Linked DNA regions of Homo sapiens: all the other regions are linked to region 2. A link is a loop called in an ENCODE intact Hi-C map of the cell type or tissue named here. Cell type or tissue: CD4-positive, alpha-beta T cell. All regions are shown on one strand.

Evidence for each region. Peaks named below come from ENCODE experiments on the same cell type or tissue, not always from the same donor. Only the 100,000 strongest peaks of a DNase experiment are listed, where the experiment ranks them.
Region 1: a loop joins it to region 2, with 4 times the contacts of the local background. A loop is called at or near these places in 4 of 110 quality-filtered maps.
Region 3: a loop joins it to region 2, with 15 times the contacts of the local background. A loop is called at or near these places in 4 of 110 quality-filtered maps.

The regions. Positions count from the first base shown.
Region 1 is chr4:17,319,848-17,327,847 of GRCh38, reverse strand. SNORA75B (small nucleolar RNA, H/ACA box 75B) reads left to right here and starts at 6,966; the gene lies at 6,966-7,102. In CD4-positive, alpha-beta T cell, CTCF peaks have their summits at 3,072 and 3,272 (motif pointing right); a DNase peak (open chromatin) is centred at 3,277.
Region 2 is chr4:16,021,430-16,029,429 of GRCh38, reverse strand. It overlaps PROM1 (prominin 1), which reads left to right. Exons shown (of 28, transcript NM_006017.3): 6 at 4,118-4,238; 7 at 5,072-5,135; 8 at 6,015-6,104. Among named protein-coding and RNA genes, the nearest start is that of PROM1, 59 kb to the left of the region's middle. In CD4-positive, alpha-beta T cell, CTCF peaks have their summits at 2,847 and 3,046 (motif pointing left); a DNase peak (open chromatin) is centred at 3,069; H3K27me3 peaks cover 190 bases.
Region 3 is chr4:16,912,669-16,920,668 of GRCh38, reverse strand. No RefSeq gene overlaps it. Among named protein-coding and RNA genes, the nearest start is that of LDB2, 18 kb to the right of the region's middle. RefSeq lists an enhancer at 1,444-2,261 and a silencer at 3,812-3,891. In CD4-positive, alpha-beta T cell, CTCF peaks have their summits at 3,523 and 3,727 (motif pointing right); a DNase peak (open chromatin) is centred at 3,768.

The DNA.
Region 1 (8,000 bases), 1.3 Mb before region 2:
TCTCCTAACCAACATCACTGGACAGGGAGTGGAGGGAATGTTATGAGGAGAACGGGAGCCAGCTGGCCACAGCTCATGTGCGTATGTCTGTGTTTAGAAGCCTCCTGCAACTCTCTTCTTGAGAGGTCTTGGCATCTTCTAGCATTCACCACTGGTGCACGAGACCTGAAGAAGTTGAGCTTTTCTAAACATCTTGGCATCAAGGTACCTCCTGGACGTTCCCTCGTGGTTTTACTGTCGCAGATCTGAAGAATAACTGTCTCAGGCAGCCACTGAGTCACTCTGAGAACAGCACTTAGCAGAGTTGATATTCTCCTCATTTGCATGATTATTTATTATTTTTTGCCCATGCCAGAATGCCAGTTCTCAGAGGGTGGTGGCCTTGTCTCATGTATTCTTCCAGAAGAGGTCCTGGCACATGGTGGACGCTCAATCAATATTAGTTGAATGAATTATGAATTCCATAGACCCTGCCTTTCAACCAAGAGGAGAAGAAAAATCTTGCAAGACGTTTGAGAGATGTGAATTTTTCATGGGGTTGCTTTATTTAAGGGTAAATAATTCAGAAGAGGTACCAGCCTCCTGACAAATGTGACTCTGGAAGGTCCCTTGGAGGGTCGCATCATTGGCTGTCATGAATGTGGATCTCTGGGATCCACAAGCAGAAAGGAGAAGCAGAGATGAGGTGGGCGGAGCAGGAGGCGTGGAGATGGAGCACGATGGGGACAGGGAGGAGGTAGGGAGATGTAGATTGAGAAAATGTGTCAGCCTCCTGGGCTACAGAGTTCATATCTTTAAAAAGTTAATATCTTCAAAGTTAATAAAATATTTTTTAAAGAGACCACCCCAACTTATTTTATTTTCAGATTATACATTAATGCAAACTCATCATAAAAGTAAAGCAGAATTCAAGTACAGAAGAAAATCAGCATGAATCTCACCACTCTGTCAGTTCACTTTGTGAACATTTTGCTAAGTTTCTTCTTCTTTTTTTTTTTCCCTCTACACACTCATACTTCTCTTGTTTTGGTTTGAAATATTTGATTACATAATGTGTACCAGTTTTGCACCTTGCTATTTTCACTAAATGCCATTAAAAGTTCTTTTTTTGTCCACTTAGTATTATCAAAAATGCTTTAAAACATCATTTTTAATGGCTACGTAATGTTCCATTTTATGGCTACATCATAAACCCTGTTGCACAGTTTGTTTTCAGGTTTTCTTTTTTTATATAATTATAGGTGAGTTAGTGACAAACATCTTTGTGAATGAATTACTGCCCTCGCTGTTTGATTATTTCATTCAGGTGAGTTGGAGAAGTGAAATTACAGGGCCCGAGCATAGGAATTTTTTTACAGACCTTGAAGGATGGTGCTGGATTGCTTTTCAGAGTCTTTGTACCAATTTACATGGAGTATTTCTATTTTGGGGACCTCCTCCTGGAACAGGGAAAGATTTTCTAGCTCTAGAGAGAGAATGACCTGTAGTAAGATTTGGATCAGAATTTCACGCTTTGTAAATCATTGATTTTAGATTTCTCCCACTTTCTGTATTTATTTACCTTCTATTCTCTTGCAGTAATTTTAGAAATGGCATTGGGAAAATTCCAGACTGTTTCCATGGTACTCAGAGCAGACAGCAAAGGGAGGTTTGGTCCATGCTTTGGATAGAGCTGCCAAGAATGGGGGACCGTGTCCTGTAGTGGGGTGGGGCGGGGAAGGGGTCCAACCTATGATGGCAAAAGGAGACCAAATGAGATGCTTCGTGGGAAAGGTGACACATGGGGTTGTAGTGATGGTGATGAGGAGTGGAGATTTGAGCTGATCCTAAATTTTGGAGGTTCTCATTTTGGTTTTAACAAAAGTAGGGTTTCTTGATAGCAGGCTGGACTGGATCAGTGATTTTCAAATTTTCCTTCCTCCTCCTGGAACTTTTGGATTCTATGGTGGTGCTTGAGTTAAGTAAATGATTTTAAGGTCATCTGCACCTAATTTAAAACTGTGTTAGTAGTGGTAATAAATATCAACACATACACATATAAATGTATATAGAATGTCATATTTTAACACCACGTGGACCTGAAGGTAGACACGTACTAACTGGTTTTAGAGCAGACTTTGAATGAAGCATCTCTCTCTTGAATTGAGGAGGGCTCTGAGGCTGGAAGGGCAGTGTGATTTGAACAGCTGCAGCAGCAGCAACATTGTCCATCAAACCAAGATAGACTTCTATCTTGGGGAAAGTGAATCAGAAACTCTATGTTACAGAGTAAACAAAACAGAATATACAGCCCGGATGCTCAAGCAGATCGAAAACTGCAAATGCCCTGTTTAACTCTCAGCTTTAATCTGGTCACAACAGCACCCATGTTCTCTTTGCTAGACTTTATTATATATATGCAGATAGATACCAATCATTTTTGACTGTTATATGTACAGCGGGTCCATTTTCATTTGAAAGAGAGTTCCTCTGAGGACCCTTTCTAACACTAACATTTTCTGATCAACAGGCCGACTTTATCATCCCATTTGATGGATGGATAAGTTGAGGCATTAAGTAAAGTCCTGCAGAGAGCTAGCTTTGCAGTTTAGTCTCTGTCAGATTTTGAGCAAGTTAGTTTAGTTCCCTGAGCCTCAGTGTTCTCATTTCTAAAATGGGAATAATAGTGTCCACTCTGCAGTGCCATTATGAGGGTGGAAATGAAACCCAATCTTTTCCTTTGCTCAGTGGCTAGGCTTTGGGAATGAGCATCTAATTCACATTTGCCAAATGCCGACTCCTCCCTCTTGTCCATGCTGGCCTCATTCTTGCCGTGACTCTATTTAATGTACTCTGGTAAGTTTTAGGCGTAGAAGAGGAAAGAAATATATGTATTGCCTACATACCTATTGGAACTTGGGATCCTTTAAAACATGCAGTCTTATTACAGTGATTCTTCTGTAATAGCAGTATTTATTTTCTGGTCTGGGGAACAAAAGCCTTCTTTTCCTTTCTTCGATTAAGAAATTAAAATCCAGTAGCATAGAATCTCTTAGAATCATTTCTTGTATTGCTTCCTAACTTGACCTTAACATTCTGTGTGACCTTTCGAGGCCCTTTTTACCTCTCTCAACCTCTGCTTCCTGTAAAATGAGGTGGTTGGGTCAGGTGACATTAACGGTCCTTACAGCTTTTCAGTTTTTAAATTCTACGAAGACTTAGGAGTAAAACCTTGAAGCGTTAAGTTTCTTTTCTGCGGGGGGGGAGAAAAATTACTGTTCTTTTAAATTGGCCACGTGGGGTCGCTAGTGATCTAAGAGACTGGTTCGCGAAGGTGGTACTGTAAATGTGTGGTGCTTCAGCGAACAGATTCTGGGGGTGGTTTATGAAATTTTCTTTTTGTCTCTCCCTTCAGCTCCAAAATTCACTCGAAGACTTGATCACATCATTAGTGTTGAGAGAATCATAAGCAGCTGCCAGAGATTGTGTTCAGAGCCAGACCGTGGTATCTCATGCCCACCTCAAAAGAAAAGAAAAAGGAAAAAATCATGGTAATCCTGGGGTGCAACTGGCTCTCCTTTTAGACTCTAACTCAAGCTGCTACATAATGTGGTCTTGCAATTCCTTGGCTTGAGAAGTAGGTCCTGCAAAGTTAAACTGGATGGCATAAAACATGCCTTAGTGATGGAGTCAACCTTTGTCTGGAAGAATCTGGAGTTACCAAAGGCAGAAGCATGGCAAAATTCTCACTGAAGAGCTGATGAGTGTCTCTCTTGGCAATTTTCCTGGTGGGCTTTGCTGATGGTTGAGGTGGGGTGGGGTGGGTGGCAGCAAGCTTGAATGACTGTAGAAATCAGGGAGGGTTCATTAAACAAAAAGTAAATAAAATAAAACAAAAATCTGGAAAGCTCATGTATCTTCCCACACCAGGGACAGGGTACCCACAGCATGCTCGGCACAGACCAGACCCTTTATGGAAAGTCAGCTGAACCTTGCCCTCGGCGTGCAAGGAAAAAAAATGTCTTTTCTGCCAGAAGTGTTGTATAAACATCCTTTTCCTACGATCCTGGATCCTGATCCTCTAGCTCCAGGACCCAGAGGAGCGTGGGGAAAGTATCTTAATGTAGACAGATTTCGAACTCCTGCTGTCCCTTTTCAGATCGTAAATTACCGTTAATGCTGTTTATACTCTTCCCCCTTCCTCTCTTAATAGTTTTAGAAACAGTAATTGACAACAAAATAGAGCCGCAAAGGGTGTAAGGGAGCCCTGCTTGGCTGGCTGAGAAGCAGCCAACTAAGTATCTGTTCATCATGTACGTCTCTGCAACAGAAGTAAAAGATTTACCCACACAGGTGCCCTTCCTTGCTTTCCTTTCGTCATTTTGCTGTGATGGAGCAGGGTACATCTCAATTTCAATTAACTGGAAAGAGAAAAGTTGCGTGTGTTTGCGTGCTTTTTGTCCACCCTGCTCCCTGTACGGGAGGCTGTACAAAGCTGGTGTGGGCTATGGAGCCTGGGGAGGAAGCTGCTCAGAAGTGGATCCCAGGATCTCTGTGGTTCTCTCTGCCCGGGTGTTGTCTTGTTTTGGGGTGCACGGTCCTCGGAAGCAGTTTCCTAAGACAATTCCAGCATGAGGAATATGCCCAGGCTTGAAGTTGGTGAGAGCTGGATTTAAATCCTAGATCAACCCACTTATTTAGCTGTCAACTTAACCTCTTAGAGTCTCAGTGTTCTCCTCTGTAAAATGGGGATAATACAGGTTGAATACCCCTCATCCAAAAATCCAAAACCCGAAATGCTTCAAAATGCAAAACTTTTGGATTTCACATCCAAACTTTTGCCATTGAATGCTGACACAATGTTCAAAGGAAATACCCATTGGAACATTTCAGATTTTGGATTCTCGGAGTAAAGATGCTGAACGCATAAGTATAATGCAAGTATTCCAAAATTAGAAAAAATATCTGAATTCCAAAATACTTCTGGTCCCAAGCATTTTGGATAAGGGATACTCAACCTGTAACAATATTCCCCTAAGGGAGTGGTTTGGAAGATTAAATAAAGCTGTGTTTGTAGAAAAAGTGACTGAGGCCTAGCAAGACATCCATGAATGCCTTTTCTTTTTTCAAAACCTCTTGACTTGTGCTGTCCAAGGTGGTAGTCACATGGGGCTATTGAGCACTTGAAGTCTGGCTACTTGAAACTGACAAGTTCTGTAAGTAGAGAATACACACCAGATATCAAAGACTTAGTAGAGAAAGAAAATAATGCAAAACATCTCATTAATAATGTTTTATACTGATTACATACTGAAATTTTAATACATTGCAAATATTGGATAAAATATATTCTAAAAGTTAATTTTACCTTTTTTAACTTTAAAAAATGTGGCCACTAGAAAATTCAGAATTGGATATGTAGCTTGTATTTGTGGCTCACATTATGTTTCTCTTGGGCTGTGCTTCTGTAGTTTCTCTTTTACTCACCTTCTATTCAAATTCTTTCCTTCTCTTAAGGCCTAGCTCAAGCTTTGCTGTCTTTTTGGGTCCTTTGGGTCAATCTCTCCCTTCCCTAAAATCTCCTAGGGGTTTTGTCATGGAGAGACAGTCACATAATGTGTATTTGTGGGCTGAATTTAAGCAGGAAAAACATATAAAGTGTTTAGCCCAGTGTCTGGCACATCACAAACAAAATAGTATGATTCATTTTTTTTTTTTTTGAGATTACCATTGGAGTCTGGCTACCTAGTTCAGAGCCGGTTTTTTTGCTGCCTTGCATCCTTCTCATGTGTTTAGTCTCTCTTCCTTGTGTGTTTAGTCTTGTTGAATATGCCTGTGAGGACAGAGAACCCGTCTATTTTTCCTGGGTTTGTTCTTAACCCACGAGGCAGCTCTAGCACAATGGATTCTCCCCTATGATTATTCACGGACAAAGCCAGCGCCTGTTGACTAAGCTGTCATCTTGGAGTCATTTGCCATTCTTTCCATTCTTTCCTTCATTCCACAGGTATTTGTTCTTCTTGGGATGCTTTTTCACCACTCTTTTCTTCATTGAGCTAACTCTTTTGCATCCTGAAAACAGTAATCGAGGTCAACATGTATAGCACTCACTATATATTCACCCTATTCTAAGTAGTTTATGTATATGAATAAAGTTCATCCTCACAACTGCCCTGTAGGGCGAGTATTGTCATTTAACTCATCCTTCAGATGAGGAACCTGAAACACAGAAATTAAGTAACTCATCCAAGGCCACACAGCTAGTGAGAGGTGGGGGCTGGATTCAAATCCAGTACTACAGTCCCAGAAACCATAGTACTCTGAATCACCAGGCTCGAAGTCATCGTCACCAGAAGCCCTTCTGGAACACTGCTCCTAAATTTTCAACATACCACTTGGCCCTTCCATCACACCCAGCCCCATGTGAGTATCTGTCATAGGCCTTATCCCATATGATTACAATCCCTGGTTTCCTCTTCAGTTCCCCTCATTGCCCTGTGATCTCCCTGAGGATCTCAGTGAATCCCGGTGAAAGAAGGAACATGGCTTTAGGCTGCAGGGGACAGATTCTCCCAGAATCCAAAGACATGAGACTTAAAGAAGGTCTTCCTCTTTCATGTCATCAAACTGTTCATTTTTTTCCATACCTCTTTTAGCAATCTGTAACCGTCTTGTTTGTTTTCATTTACTTGATTTAAAAATAAAATAAAATAAAAAAAAACTTTTCCTTCCCCCAAGAATGAAGGCAGAGAATTTATCTGTCTTGTTTGCTGCTTTACTTCAGTGCCCGGCACAGAATGTATATTCAGTAAATATGTGTCAGGTGAGTAAATGAATGAATGAATTTATTGTGTTTCTGTTATGGGCCAGGTACTGTGTAGACACCATGGTTCTTGCCTTCACAAGGTTAACAAGTTTATGGAGGGTGATGGGGAAGATGGCAAGAGGCAGTAACTATATAGAAATGGAGAAAGAACAGGGAGCTTGGCTTCTCATTGAGCTCCTTTCTGTCCATTGATGGCAGTTGATGGATTTGCATGAGAAGAAGAGAGAATTCACAGAACTAGCGTTATTTTACTTTCTGTCTTTACAGAGGTATATTTGGCTGTTTTGTGAGACATTCTGGGAAGAAAAAACAAACAAACAAAAGAACAGGGAGTTTGGAGAACCAAAAAGAAGAAGGATTTAGCATTGGGTGAGGGGAAGTCCAGAAAGGGTTTCTGCAGAAAGTGACAACTAAGAGACCTGAAACATAGTTGGGAGATGACCAAGCAGAAGACAAAGGAAAGAGCTGAGTAAGGAAGGAGAAGAGAGATGTTTCAGATAGAGGGAAGGAGAGGTAGGAAAGGCCTGGCAATCTGGTTATTTTCAGGCCTCTTGGGTGCAAATGGTAGAAGGGAGGAGCTTCATGAATTTTGAGCACCTTGATGTCCAAGCCATGGCAGAATTGGACTTCCCTTCATGTATTCCTTTTTCCACCCCCCACCAGCTGTCTTTGTTGCCTTCATTGTTCCCAAAGCCTCCTTTTCATCCTTGTTTATTCCTGGCTGGAATAGGTTCAGTGGAACCATATTCCTCCGACAGTTTGCATTGCTTCACTTGCTCAGGAGCCGGTAGCACTGCCAGCTGCCTCTGGGACCGGAATTTCTTACATTTATCTCATGAGCTATACTTTTCTGTCTATTTTTGCATGTTATCCTTTGATCCTCGCAGCAACTGTGTGAGTTCTCTCAATTCTTAGCCTAAACCTAAAACGTGTCTATTCTCAGCCTCTTACTCCCATTCCACTGCGATTCTCTTAAGTGTACTACTCTTCCTTCCTCTTCCCTACACAGATGCTTGAATCTGCCAAGAAATTTGCTTCCCTTTCTCTCTCTATGTATATCATTTAAGAACCCCTAAGCCAAAAACACACCATCTGATGAATACTTAGAGAGGCCAGTAGGGTACAGTATTTATACTCAGATCTATACTTTTGATCTGTTCTGGGAGGTCAAAGATATTTGGTCTTAGATTTCATA
Region 2 (8,000 bases):
TTCTCCTTTCTTTCTTTTTGCTTGTCACCGCTGCATTTCTCATAAAGGTTATGGAAGGAAAAAAAAAAACCATGACTTGACTTCCTTTGTATGTTTCTAAGTTTCTGAGTATGATAAGCCAGTCTTGCTAATAATTCCCATGGTGAATTGAATTCCAGTCATTTTCAGGAAGCTGGCTATTTTCAAAGTTCATTTTATACTAGGACGTGATTGCCAATTCCTGAATGGGAGGCTACAAGGTTGTGGAAAAAAGATTGAGCTAGATGTAGCAGTCCTGAAAATCATGAAACTTTCTTCATGTGAATGAGGTCTGGTTACTTACAGTTTAAATGTAATTTTTCTGTTTTTTAATAAGAGAGCTGTTATAGACTGAAAGCATTTGTTTGGCTTTCTTTGGCTAATTTTATTAAATCAGTAGAAATTGGTAAGAGCAATACAGTTACAAGTTTTAAAGTAAAGGTTTAAAAGTAAGGTTTAGCCTTACTCTGTAAAAAGCTTGTAAGTGTATATGTGAGAAAATTGTTTTTTCCATAATAAAATATGGAAGATGTAAGGCCATAAAAATAAAAATTCCTATCTTCTGCTAAAAATTCTAAGAGATTTTGTTGTACTGCTTAAAAGCATATGTTTTAGATTGTTTAAAGGCATTTATGTCAAATGCCAGAGAACTGATATTCACTGAAATATGATTTCCTTTTTGTGTTAGGTAAATGTCTCTTGGTATCATTGTATTCTAATAATTGACTGGAGGTTGTTCAAATAAAAATATTTATTCACATACCTTTTTTTTGCTAAAAAATACACTGAACAACAGGGAGTGTCTAAATCAATACCTCAAAGCATAATTTCTTTGTTCTTTATTTGTGTTTGAATAGAAGGTTTAAATTTGAGATTGCACATGGAGACCATCAGTTGGTCTGCATAGTATTTAAATTTTTTTTGTTAGTTGCTAATATTTAAAAATTGGGATATTTCACATAAGAATCCAGATTCCCAGATTTTTGTGGATAATGGGAAGATACGGTAATATTTATCTGCCATCATGGTGGTGCTTTTGAGACCTGCAGATTTAGCTGCTCCTCCAGCCCATTTTTGATCTCCCAGCTCCCATGACCCCCTGCTACCCAATTTTTCTTTAATGCTTTCTGCCTGCTTACACAGGCATTAGAATTTAAATACAAAATTTACTTTGTGCATTAGTTTGAAAATCAGCTTTGAAAATCACTAACTTCTACTCTATAATTATACTTAGTAGAGATTTTTTTTCTTTTTCTCTTTAATAATGGGGTCTTGCTATATTGCCCATGCTGGACTTGGAACTCCTGGGCTCAAGTGATTATCCCATGTCGGTGTCCCAAGTAGCTAGGATTACAGGCGTGTGCCACCACACCCAGCTTAGTACAGTTTTTTTAAAAAATTATCAATGCTTTAATTTTAATTAGATCTATTATCGATTAGTAGAAATGTAGGTCTAAAATATGTAGCATTGAAATCGAGTGTTGTAGTGAAATGTATTGCAATTCATTTCACTGACTGATGATCTTGTGAGTAAGGACATTTATTCAATAAAGGCACAAAGACAGTTTCTGACTCACACTTAGACATACGGCCAGTCTTCTAAATAGCCCAAATGAAACCAAAGCTTGACCCCTAAACTCACCTTCCTGGAGCACCCGGTGTAGACAAGACTGCATTATACAAAGTTAACAAAGAAGTAGTTTCCACCTCTTTTTAGGAAAATTAAACATAGATAAGAATAAAGACACATTAGAGTCTGAAGTGAGACATATCCCATCAGAATTAAAGGGAGCCTCTGGGAGTTCAAGGCAAGGAGGTTCTTCTCCCTCTTGGGGATGGGTGGAGGGGTCAGTGAGGGTCAAGTGAAAGTGGACTTGGACTGGTGCTTTTCTCCCAAGTTCACTTTGACTTCTTGTATCTGGAATCTGACGAGTGAATAAAATAATCTGGGCATGCTGGGAAGAGAGAGCAAGAGTCCCCATTGTGAACATCAGGTATGTTCAGGTGGTGAGCCTGACTTGTCATGGTCTAGCATGTTTTGAATTTGGCATGGCAGCAAGCTCCAGGTGCATTGCTGACTCAACTTTTGTGTGTGTGTGTGTGTGTGTGTGTGTTTCTTCTTCACAAAACTCCAAAATCATTATTTTGAGTCATTTGACCTCTTTGGCATGAGTGCCTGATTTCATAACTCTTATTGCTGTAGTGCATTGACTCCCAAAATACCAATGCAAATTTAGGACAAATTATAAGGCGGTCATTCCAAATGGGACAGAATATTGTTAATATTTATTTTATAAGATTACCATCAGAATTAACCCAAACTTAAAAATCTTAGAGAACGTGTACATCCAGTACTACTCTCCTTTACAGCTTGAGAAGCACTTATCTAATCTAAGTTAGACTGGATCTAATTTATCTAATTACACCTAAAGATCTAAACTGATCTTTTCAGTTTGGAGGTACCAACTGGAGTCCACAGAAAGAAAGTGATTTTCTTTGGCTTGTACAGTACGGTGGTGGCAGGACAGGACCCAGAACCCAAATCTTGTGCCCCTAGTCTAGTATTCAGTACACTGCAACTTGTTGACCATAGGAAATATCCCTCAACGTTATATTACATAAACTTTTTTGGAGCATTTTGGGAAACCTAATAGACCTATGTTATACTGCAAAGGAAAAGTATGTTTTGAAACCAGTAATGAACCAATGCTCCTTGGAATGTATTTATACTATAAGTGGGGTGAATAACTGTCCCCATTTACCCAGGATGGAGAAATGGGACATGGGATTTTAGGTACAAAAAATGGGATGTTTAGTCATCCTACCCGTAATTATATGCACGATAAAGCCTCAAGACATTGCTTTTGCTGAAGAGGCAATGTATTGATTTTCTGCATCTGATATGTTTTTAAAGTTTGCCTATTATTTGCAAAACTTTAGTTCTAAAACCATATCTACATCTTCCACTGGATGATTACAAACTAACAAGTTTTTTACTTGCTTCTGCAGGTAAAAATAGTTCGGCTATGTTTATGTAGTTCCTTACTGCCATCTAGTGGCCAAATTCAACAGAACCTTGGCAATTAGCACCTTCTAATGGAACGTTTTTTGCCACAAAAACAGGCCAATTGGTCAAATTATTTTAAGTCAAAGGATTATTAGTAACTAGTCAACAGTAAGAGCCCTTAAAAATTATTACATTAGACATTTTAGATGGCTTGAAAAAAGACGTTTTGGTTTTTTCACATAGAGAAGGCTTTCCTGTAAGATGCCTTTCATATGGCGTTTTTGCAGCTTTTTTTGAAGTATATTTCACATGGAGGAAAGTGTCCTTTTCACAAGTACATATGCGTAAGTGTCCATGAAGTGAATCCACCCACGAACAGAGTACTCTGCCATTCTACCCCTGCTCTGGGCATAACCACTGACTTCCAGCACCACCGTTTCACTTGTTTTTGCACTTTCTGTAGATGAAATAAAACATAGGTGCTCTGTTGTATGTGGCTTCTCACATACCATTTTAATGCTAAAGTAACTCATGTTACTTTCCAACCTGGACAATACAGGCACTAACAGACAATTAGAGAAACCAAAAGCCTTAGAAGCCCAAGTACTCTTAACCATTTTGATGTTTTTTTCTATAGCCTTCTTTGGGGGGTCAGGGAGCAGAAGTGTGTGTGTGTGTGTGTGTGCGTGTGTGTGTGTTCACACACATGCATATGTTCACACAGGAGGGTGTGTACACACATTCACATGAGGACAGGAATGGGACTGGATCATGCATGCTGCCTTATAACCTTTTTGCACCTATTTCCTCCACAATTTGTTGTGAACATTGTTCCATTGACGAGAGTCATTTTGAACAGAATGGAAATTTGCCTCCTCTGAGAGGACTGAGTCCTGTTTTGTAGCCCCTACGTGGGTGGTGGTTTGACTGTGGGATGGCGGTGGGAAGGATGTGGGAGGAGAGGGCAGCGGGAGAGGAAAGGCCAGTCCTTCTGCGGGCTCCTCCCTGACTCCTGCTCTGCTGCCTGGACCTGGACAAAGAACCATGGACCACACAGTAAATGCTCTTTCTTCTCTCTGCCTTTTCCTGCAGCATTGGCATCTTCTATGGTTTTGTGGCAAATCACCAGGTAAGAACCCGGATCAAAAGGAGTCGGAAACTGGCAGATAGCAATTTCAAGGACTTGCGAACTCTCTTGAATGAAACTCCAGAGGTAAAAACCATCATCTCTATGTACCGCGATGCTTTATATTTTTGGTTTTTTGGAGTTCCTGTGTATATTTGGAATCTCAATCAAACCTTCTAGAAACACAGTGAATCAGCGTAGACTGGTGTTATCTGTTAATGTCCTGGATGAATAAATAAAGCCCTGGAAAGTGATTTTCAAGAGTACAAAAGCCGAATTTCAGAATTGGTGTTTTTATTTTATTGAGATATAACTTAACATTACAGTACATATTATAGAAGGACTTAACACTTTTAAGGTTCTTATGATTTTTTAAAAAAATGAAAGTTTTTGGGCCTTATTATCCTTTCTTTTTGGCAGTATAGTTAACTTTCCATCACTTGTACAAAGTTACTCTTGTAATGAAACCATCCAGCTTTATAAACATCCATTTGCTAATGTCTGCATAGATATATCGAATTCCTTGGGAAGGACACACAAGCAGTCTCTATCACACACACACACATACACACACACACGTACACATACTCACGGACACACAAATTGTCTTTAGAGAAGGGCAATGGGATGGTTGAAGGTTGGGGATGGGAGAGGAAGTACCCTTTCTTCTGTATTCCAGAAGTATGTTGATGAATTACCTATTCAGAACATCGTTTTAAAAAGTGTCTGGGCAGGAAGCAGCCTAAATGTGTGATGCTCATGGGTTCCAACTTGTCAGAAAGCAGAAAGGTTTCTAGGAACTTGCTGGTTACCTGAAAATGTCCTGATTCAGGAAAACTTTTGTATATTAAATCTCTTTTTGCCCTCTTATTGCCTTTGGACCTTAGAAGGGGAGGTTTCACAGAATGTTCTTTTTTCAGCAAATCAAATATATATTGGCCCAGTACAACACTACCAAGGACAAGGCGTTCACAGATCTGAACAGTGAGTAAAATTTAAAGTTGCTTCACATTTTTTTTCTTTGTTTTGACTCATCTCCCATAAAACATGGACTAAGAAATGACGTACGTGAAAGTTGGGGGAAGACAGAAAGATGATTCCCTAGCCTTATTGCCAATGTGTCATTTGTTACTCAGCGATTAGAATCTAGCCCTCATCGAAGGCATCTGTTTCACAGGCAGCAGGACCTTTTGTTTTTTCATTTTACACTTACTGGAAAGCTTTAGCATTCTTGCAGTCACAAGCTCTCATTCTCCATTTCCTTCGTGAGGGAAAGATTGTTTTCCTGCCAGGTGCCCTGCACAGACGCAGCCAGCTCCTCAGAGAAACCGGTGGCTTCAGAAATGGCTGGATGGAGAGGGCTCAACCCTGCATGCCACGGTTTAGCTTAGTGCTTCTCAACTGGGGGTTGATGTTTGGCACATTTGGTGACATCTGGAGACATTTTGGGTTGTCACAATGAGGTGAAGGTGGGGTGGGGACAGTGCTACCAACATCTAGCGTGTCAAAGCCAGGGATGTCTCTAAGCATCCCGTAATGCTCACAACAGCCCCCACCAGAGTGCAGTCCAGGTGCGAACTCTGGTCTAGCCGAAGAGGTTAGATACACAGAGAGTTACACACAGGTCAAGATGATAACACCATGCTCCTGGTGAGTCTGTAGTGATTAATTTTTCACTGGGGAACAGTTGGTGCGGAGACCCTGAAGAGAAATCTCCATACACGAGTTTAACCCCTAGACAGGGTCCAGGATGCAAATGGGTTTTGCAGCAGGAGGGGCTTGAGGCAGTGTGGAGAGAATGAGGGAGGGGTGGAGAGATGAGCAGAGGCCACCCTCACCATCTTTGTGCTTATTTGCATGTAGGTATCAATTCAGTGCTAGGAGGCGGAATTCTTGACCGACTGAGACCCAACATCATCCCTGTTCTTGATGAGATTAAGTCCATGGCAACAGGTAAGCAGTGGGCAAAAATGACCAAAGAAAGTTCCATCCAGGAGTCCCTGGGCTTGGCAGGCTTGCTCACTCTTTTCTTGTTCCCTGAGAGCTGGCTTGGGGAGAGCCACCGTCCGTGGCCATGCAGACAGTTCAGGTCAAGACACTGTGTTGCAATAGCTTGGTGGTGCTCTTTATTAAAGCTTGTGCCAAAGCTGTTGCCATTTCAGATGATAGGGCGGAATTTGTTAGGGGCCCACCACCTGTTTTTTAAACACAGTTTTATCGGAACACAGCCATACGCATTTGTTTAGATATCATCTGTGGCCGTTTTCGTGCTATGATGGCAGAGTTGAGTCGTTGGAAGAGACATAGTGTAACCCACAAAACCTAAAATATTTACCGTCTATCTGGCCTTTTATAGAAAAATTTGTTGACCCTGATACAGAAGACGAGGAACCTATAGACATTTAGGTCAATCAGAGGGAAATTGATTCCTTTTTCCTTCCTGAAAGAGAAACTTAGAAGCAAGAAATATACATATATATCTTAAGCCTCCATGGTCAATGGTATAAGTGACAGATATACTGATTTTAATAAACTGCATGCTCCACTGTAATGAAAAAAGACCTCCTAGGCCCTTCCTAATGTTGAGAAAAATGTCCTTGCTAGGTACTTGATAGAGAGGACAATTACATCTATGTAAAACACTCATTTTGCCAATATGAATTTTACTTTCATGAGCTAGCATCCCTGAGAACATAGTCCATAAAGAAGAGAATTGCGTGGAAATTGGAAAATTATTCCAGTTCCTTTTGGCATGCCTTATAGTTCAACAACTGAGACAAATGTGCAGAAACTGGAGGACGTGCAGAACAGGCCAGGAGTTGTTAAGATGAGTCCTAACTAATTGAAAGGCCTTTCCTTCCCTTTCTCCTTGACCCTGCAAAGGGTCCAGCCAACAACAACATTCTCGACATCGACAATAACATCACGAACAACATCCTCTGTTGTTGATGGCTTAGATTTCTCTAGACATCTGTTCTCTTCATTACCAACCATTTTCTTTCCAGGCAAGGAAACGGAGGCCCAGAGAAGGGATATGACCTCAGAGACCATTGCCTCCTGCCTTCCTGTCCTGGCTTTTTCCACGTGGCTTCTCCATTCCTTCTTTCTTTCCTTCCTCCCTCCCTCCCTCCCTTTCTTTCTTTCCCTCCTTCCCTTCTTCCCTCCTTCCCTCCTTCCTTCCTTTCTCCTTCCCTCTCTCCCCTACTCCTTTCTTCCTTGCACACCTGGCCCCTGTCCATCATTCCAGTCTCATTTCCTGTCTGGGACACTCATCTCTGATGTCCCTTCCTCTTCTTGTAAGAACATCAGTTCTGTTGGATTAGGGACCCACCCTTATGACCTTATTTAACGTTAGTTACCTCCCTAAACTTCACATCAGTGGTTAGGGCTTCAACATACGAATCTGGGGGAGACATACTTCAGTCCATAGCAATTGGGTAGCTGGGGGAAGTGGTGGAGTTGGGATTCAGACCCCGTTCTAGCAAGAGCCCGTGTTACCTGGACCACCCTAGATGGGACTTAGTACCTTGAAGAGTGTTAAGATGGCGGGTGTTGTGGTGACATCCACAAGGAGGCAACACATGCACCTCTGGAGGGAGAATTGGAAATCTGGGATTCCAGTGCTCACATGGCCCCAGATGATGCCAGGCAACACTGCAGCCTGGATCCCTCGTGCGTCAGTGCGTTTGCAATATTGAACAAGATCTTTTTGTTTTCCAAAAGCTTCAAAGTATTTTATGTCTATAACATATTAACTGGGTTGTAACTCTGGGAGTCATTCCAGGCCCACCAAGCTCACATATATTATGTGACTGCAATGTTGAAGAGATCACATATATTATGTTCGCA
Region 3 (8,000 bases), 890 kb before region 2:
AGCTATTTTTCCTCATTACAGAAGATTGGATGGCACATAGCATATGCTCAAAGATGTTCGATATTATGATAAGATGACAAAAGGAACATAAGCCTGATGAAAATCATGAATCCTAAATTAAAATCAGTACATGTGGTCTGGCAACAGGATACGATATTTGAAACTGGGACTATCCCAGAAACCCCCAGATGTACAGTTATGGCTCCTATAGACTCCCTAATGTTTAATTGAAGTTAACCATTTGTCCACATGAAAAGAGAGGAGGAAAGAAATGAACTAACCCTGAGAGTATTTACTATGTGTGAAGCTATATCCTAAGGGCTTTTCTCCCTTGATCTTATTTAATCCAAACTAAGAACCCTTAAGAGTAGTTATTAGTTATTATCACTAGATTCAGGTGAAGAAACTAAAGCTTAGCATAGTTCAAGTAACTTTTTAAAAGTAATTGTCAAATTCATGAGATAAGAAAGTGACAGAAAGGAAACCAAAAAGAAACTGGGACTGTTGGTTACAGAACCTACTTTTAACTACTACACAAGGAATCTTTTCTTTTCTGAGTTTATTAGGGGTAGTATACCTTAGTAGCAAAAAGTTAAAAAAATAAAAATAAGACAAAAAGAAATGAAAATAGTATGAAATTTCACCTTTTGAGAAAATGTTTCAAATGCCTTCTTCCAGGACATTTCTTGTCTAAATTCATTCATATAAATATGCACATATAAATGTTTATGTGTGTGTGTGTATATATATATATATATATATATACACACACACATATATATTTTAGCAAAGATGGGCAAAAAAGCTATAAATACACGTAGAATTTTGTTAACTTTTTAAAAAAATTGTAGAATTTTCAAGTTTTCAAGATTCTGCTTTTTAAATTTTAATAACACAATTTCCCTTCTTGCTCAGAAGGAAAACTTGATCACCTTTTTTGTGGACTCTGATGGCTGGCTTTGATTCCTCTGCCATGCCACTGCTTCTTAAGAGGTTGTACACCCCAGGCGCAGTGGCTCACGCCTGTAATCCCAGTACTTTGGGAGACTGAGGCGGGAGGATCACGAGGTCAGGAGTTCGAGACAGCCTGGCCAACATGGTGAAACCCCGTCTCTACTAAAGACAGAAAAAAAAAATTAGCCAGGTGTGGTGGAGTGCGCCTGTAATCCCAGAAATACGGGAAGCTGAGGCCGGAGAACCGAGAACCGCTTGAACCTGGGAGGCAGAGGTTGCAGTGAGCCGAGATTGCACCATTGCCCTCCAGCCTGGGCTACAGGGCAAGACTCATCTCAAAAAAAGAAAAAAAAAAAAAAGAGGTTGTATATATTTTATACGTAAGAGTGGGCGAAAAAAGGGTTGCGGAAGGATAAAGGAAACAGTCCCTGGCAAATGTAGGTAGTCAATAAATGTTTGCTAACTGAATTAAAGAATGCATGCTAAGTTCGATCTTCTTATATTTAAATGCAATTATTTCATCTTTGTAGCAAGTAATAAAGGATTGCAAGTTTCTGGGGGTGGGGCCACTTTCACTCCTGTCCCCGTGAAGAGACCACCTAACAGGCTTTGTATGAGCAACAAGGCTGTTTATTTCATCTGGGTGCAGGCGGGCTGAGTCCGAAAAGAGAGTCAGCAAAGGGAGATGAGGTGGGGCCATATTATAGGATTTGGGTAGGTAAAGGAAAATTACAGTCAAAGGGGGTTCTCTGGCGGGCAGGGGCAAGGTGGGGAGGGGGTGTCACAAGTTGCTCAGCGGGGGAGCTTTTAAGCCAGGATGAGCCAGGAGAAGGAATTTCACAAGGTAATGTCATCAGTTAAGGCAGGAACAGGCCATTTTCACTTCTTTTGTCATTCTTCAGTTACTTCAGGCCATCTGGATGTGTACTTGCAGGTCACAGGGGATGTGATGGCTTAGCTTGGGCTCAGAGGCCTGACAGCCACTACTAAGAAATGATTGTAATTATATTATTGCCTCCACTGGCTCCACTATTGAAAGTGAAATGATGAAGGAGTTCAACAGCTCACGTATGAGGAAGTATATTTTAGGGGCCTTTTTGTGCTTCCTTTCCTCCCCACCTCTTACTCAGCTAATGATCTAATGGTAGGAAAGCAGGCAAAGGCCATAAGCAGGCAAGTTCAGAATAGAAAAATATACAGATGAATGATTGTCATGAAAATACTTAATCTCACTTATAGTCAAAGAAATGTCAGTTATTACAAAATACATAACTGTGAAATTATTGTATATGTGCATTATACATTTTGGTGGACACTGACAAATTGTCTTCCAAAAGGACAGGACCCATTCACACTCTTCCCCAGTGATTACTATGGCCATTCCTCTACTTCTCTGACAGACGTGAATTTTTTCTGTTATTAATCTAACAGAAACCAGCATTTTATGTTGATTTTCATTTTCTTGATTATAAGTGAGGTTGAATGTCTTTCCATATTCTCAGTGGTGATTTGTACTGTGTGAATTGTTGGTTTATATCTAATGTTCATTTTCTATAGGATTGTTTTCATTTTCCTATTGAGATATACATTTTAAAAAAATTAAGGCTATTAATCTTTATTCATTTATTTTGCAAATATTGCCACCAAATGTTTTATTTATCTCTTAACTTGGCTCACTGTGTTATACAAACGATAATTTCATTGCCATAATTATCAATTCTTTCTCCATTGACTTCCAGGTCTTATGCTTGACTTTGGAATATATTTCCCATAGAGATTTTTTTCCCATTGCAATATTATCAGAATATCCTTCTTTGGCTGGGCGCGGTGGCTCCCGCTTGTAATCCCAGCACTTTGGGAGGCCGAGGCGGGTGGATCACGAGGTCAGGAGATCGAGACCACGGTGAAACCCCATCTCTACTAACAATATAAAAAATTAGCCGGGCGAGGTGGCTGGCGCCTGTAATCCCAGCTACTCGGAGAGGCTGAGGCAGGAGAATGGCGTGAACCCGGGAGGCGGAGCTTGCAGTGAGCTGAGATCGCGCCACTGCACTCCAGCACTCCAGCCTGGGTGACAGAGCGAGACTCTGTCTCAAAAAAAAAAAAAAAAAAAGAATATCCTTCTTTAAATATCCTCCCCGCCTTTTTTTTTTTTTTTTTTTTTTTTTGACAGAGTTTCCTTCTTATTGTCCAGGCTGGAGTGCAATGGTGTGATCTTGGCTCACTGCAACCTCTGCCTCCCAGATTCAAGCGATTCTCCTGCCTCAGCCTCCCAGGAAGATGGGATTTCAGGCGTGCACTACCACCCTCGGCTAATTTTGTATTTTTAGTAGAGACAGAGTTTCACCACGTTGGTGAATTCCATGAAGAACTAATAAAATATGGCTGTGCAATGAAGAAAGTGGGTTTCTGTAGATTGGGTCATTAGGGAAGACTCCGATGAAGAGGTGGTGTTTAAGCTGAAACCTGAATAATGATCAGAAGGTAGGCTTAGAGTCTGGGCAAAAGAGAATCCCAGAGAGTAAAAAGCAAGTACAAAGACCTTAAAGGGAATTCTAGTTTGGCGTATTTGAAGTCAGAAGGAAGGCGGTAGAACTGGGAAGAGGAAAGACATGGACGTGCTCAGAGATGTACACAGGGTCCAATAGTGAGTGGCCTCACAGAGACTGGTAGATAGCTAGGGTTTATTCTAAGTGATAAGGAGACATTGGAGAACTTTAAACAAGGACACCCTGTGGTGTGATTTAGAATTTACATTCGTATGCTTGCCCTCCCTGAGGCTGCCACTAGAGGGAGACAGGAGGCGCTGAGGCAGTCACAACGCAAGCTCCCCAGGTACCGCCCCTGCTCAAGGGAAATCACCGTGCATTCAGGCCATTACCTGCTATAAGGGCAGGGAATGTACAGGAGGGAAACCGGCTGTTCTGACTGGGGAAAGAGGGCCGGAACTTTGTGTCGTTTTTAAAAAGGCGGGTTATCAATGGATCTGCTCATGTCATCTCTTTGATTTTGTTTGTTTTCATTGTTTGATTCTAAATAAGCAATCATACTCCAGATATGAGGGTCGGCGTGCCACTTTCTGTTGTCCATATACTGACCACACCAATCTGTAGGGCCATTGTCCCCTCCCCATTGAGTGATGATCTAGTTCCCAAAGCAGGATTCTCCGGACCAATCTCACAGCCCCCTCCCCAAAACCCACAGCCTGAATCTTGGGAAATTGTTCAATTTCACCATAACCTTAAGCAGAGTCCTATAAATAACTAAAATGTATGGCTCAAATTCTTCTGCAGTAAACACACTGGAAAGAAAAATGTGCAGTCAAACCAAGTTCCAGTAGATGAGGAGCTTATTTTTTAAACTAGGGAAACTAACACATTGAAATTCACATAAAGCAAAATAATTGGGATTGTGCCTTAGAGTTTAGCATAGCAGGGGTTGAAGGAAACAAGCTGGTATGAAGACCTCAGCAGCAAAAGAGAAACGTCTTCAACATTTTAGGCTCAGAAGAATATCTTCCTCACAAGGGAATGTGGTGTAAGATCTGGGTCACTGACCATGTTGACTACTGAAGCTTGACACATTGTGGAATTCTAAGACAACCGTGTTGCCATTTACATGGTGAATAAAAGGGATTCCAAAATTTTTAACTTGTTTGAGGAAACACACTGCTGTAATAAATACTCCAAAGGCAAAATTAATGTCATTCAGCGACTGAGAGAGCGGTGGTAACCCACTTACTCCCTGAACTAGAAAAGTAAATGACAACCGCAAGTTTTATCTTTAAATAAAGCAAATATAAATGAGTATTTTTCTGTTAAACATCACTCGAAATGTTTGTGCCAAACATAAAAAATAAGTGTGTGTATAGGATTTATACACACACTTATCTTTTATGGCACCATGTTGTGTGACTTAGAATTTACATTTGCGTAAATTTTGGACTTAAAGAAAAGTTGCAAAAATAGTACAGAGAGTTGCTGTATGCTCTTCACCAAGCTTCACCTAATGTTAACATCTTACACAGTCATGATACGTGATTTAGTTAATGCTCACCATTTATTCTATACAAGCCTTCAGTGACTGGATAATGCCCACCCACATTGGGAAAGGCCATCTGCGCTACTCAGTCCACTAACTCGAATGCTAATCTCTTCCAGAAACACTCTCACCAACACACCCAGAAATAATGCTTAATCAGATACATGGGCATTCCATGGCCGTCAAGTTGACATAGAATTAACAATCGCAAGTCCACCCCTTGTCAACTTGGCACCCACACACATCCTCTTAAATCATACTTATTCTCCAAATAAACAGAATTAAAAGGTCAAAATTCCACCAAATGTTATACAACTATCATGTGTAAAACCAGAAATGCACTAACCCCTTCCACAGAGGAGGAAATAAAGTCCTTGAGTGATGTTAACTCTTCTGCTTGATATTTTATGACTTATAAATTATGATGTAGTTAATAATATTAAATACTATATTATAAAGTCAACACATCTTATAATATGTGATAAGAAAATAAGAAAGGGAAGAAAACAACGTTTGCTTAATGCACACATACACACACACAGACATACTCGTAACAAAATAAGGAAGAAATACTCATGACAATGACAGCCTTCATTTCTGTAACTGGTCACATGGCTGTAGCCAGTGTTTATAATGACCTTTTTCCACTACCCATTCTGTATTCCTCTTGCCTTCAGCAAACACCTCAGCTGGCTGTGGTTCTTTACCTGTTGGGGTGGCCCAAACTTTCATTTATGAAGGTCCTGAGCTATTTGTAGTCCTTCCTGGATTGGGTCACTCTTCATGGACATTAATCACAGGGCATGGTGACACTAAGAGACATGCTAAGGAATCTCCTACATTCCATACATCCATAGTGGAGTAGCAGTTCAGTTTCCCCTTGGAAGTCAGGATCACTCACTCCAGGCAGTACAAAAACTCCTTTCTTTGCCTGTTGATTGATTTGGAGTCCTGAGGAGCCCTAAATGGCTGGAAGTCTTAACTTCCAGTTCAAAAGAATCATTTTTGTGTCTCCTGATGGAAGAACTTCTCCCTTTGGAACTAAGACCTCTAGGCCAGCAGAGAAGAGGTTGCAGGAACAGGAAGCAAAAATTTTGCTAGTGGGTCCCTAAAGGTAATAGTGAATGGTGACACTCTCATTTCTACCCTTTGATTCCTGGACCCATGAATCCTGGCTATAGGAGGAACAGTACTATATACTGGATGCTGACTGAGAGACTTACATAGTCTTTTAGAAAGCCTTGCCCCAGCCCTGCCTGGTACTGCCACCTAGCTGACATTGTTACTGAGTTTTCAACAGGCCATTTCACTGATCTATCAGTGCAGCTGCTAGAGGATGGTGGGGAACATGGTAAGACCAGTGAATTCCATGAACATGCACCCAGTACCACACTTTCTTCTGAAGTGAGTTCCTTGATCAGAAGAAATACTCTATAGAATGCCATGACGATGGATAAGGCATTCTGTAAGTCCATGGATGGTAATTTTGGCAGCAGCATTGCAGCAGAAAAGACATATTCATCTCCAGAGTAAGCATCTATTCCATTAAGAATGAAACACTGCCCCTTCCATGGTGGAAATTGTCCAATGTAATCAACCTGCCACAAGGTGATAAGCTGATCACCTCAAGGAATGGTGCCATATTGAGGACTCAGTGTTGGTCTCTACTGCTGGCAGATTGGGCTCCCAGCAGAGGCCATAATCAGATTGGCCTTGGTGAGTGGAAGTCCATGTTGCTGAGTCCATGCATAGCCTCCATCCCTGACACCATGGTCACTTTGTACATGAGCCTATTGGGTGAAGATAGGGTTGCCTGGGAAGAGAGGCTGACTGGTACTCACAGACTGGATCACCCTATCTACTTGATTATTAAAACCCTCATCTGCTGGGGTCACCCTTTGATGAGCATTCACGTGGAACTAACATATCTGCATGTTTTATGCCCACTCAAAGAGGTCTATCCACATATCTCTTTCCCAGATTTCCTTGTCACCAGTTTTCCAACCACGATCTCTTTAAGTCCCCGATCATCCAGCCAAACCAATAGATGCAGCCCATGAAGTGTATATAATCGCATATCTGGCTGTTACTTCTTCCTGGCAAAAAAAAAAAACCCAGATGCATTGCTTAAAATTCTGCCCACTGGAAGGATTTCCATCTACCACTGTCCTTCAGGATGCCCCAGGAAAGAGCTGTGGTGCTGCAGCTGTCCACATTCAGTGGTGCCTGCACATGATGCAGAACCATCGGTAAACCTGTTCCAAGCCTTCTCTTTCTCTGTCAACTGATTGTAGGGGACCCCCCATGAGGTCATAAGTCCAAAATGGAAAAGAGAAAGCAGTGTAGCAGAACTGGCGACCATGGCATTTGGGACACTTCATGTAAATTACTTGTGCCTTCACGACCTGCTCAGACCCCATCATGTATACACCATTTCCATTGGATAATGGAGTGTTGCTGTGCACGCCTCCATTTATAGCTTGATAGGCCAGCTAACACTCAATTCCTTGTGGTCAACTCAGGTCCCATGGTGACTTGCTGGCTCATGGTTCAGTCTCTACTAAGGCCTGGTAGCAGGCCAAGGGCTATTTCTCAAAACAAGTGTAGTTAACCACAGTGGATGGCAGGTCTTGCTTCAAAATCCCGAGGGCCTGTGCTGTGATCCACCTAATGGGCCTGCTAAAGCTCCAGACAGCATTCCTTGCCCATCTGCCACGGAGACACCAAGCACTATTGAATCTGCTGGATCGTATGGTCCAAGTGGCAGAGCAGGTTGCACAGCAGCCAAGACCTGCTGCAGAGACTTCTCTTGTTCTGTGCCCCTCAAATTAGCAGCTTTTTGGTTCACCCAGTAAATGAGTTGGACTAATGCACCCAAATGAGAAATATACTGCCTCCAAACTCCATAGAGGCCTATCAGGCATTGTGTCTCCTTTTCACTTGCAGGTGTGGGGCCAGATGCATCAAAGCGTTCTCTGCCTTAGAAGGGAAATCTCCATGTAGCC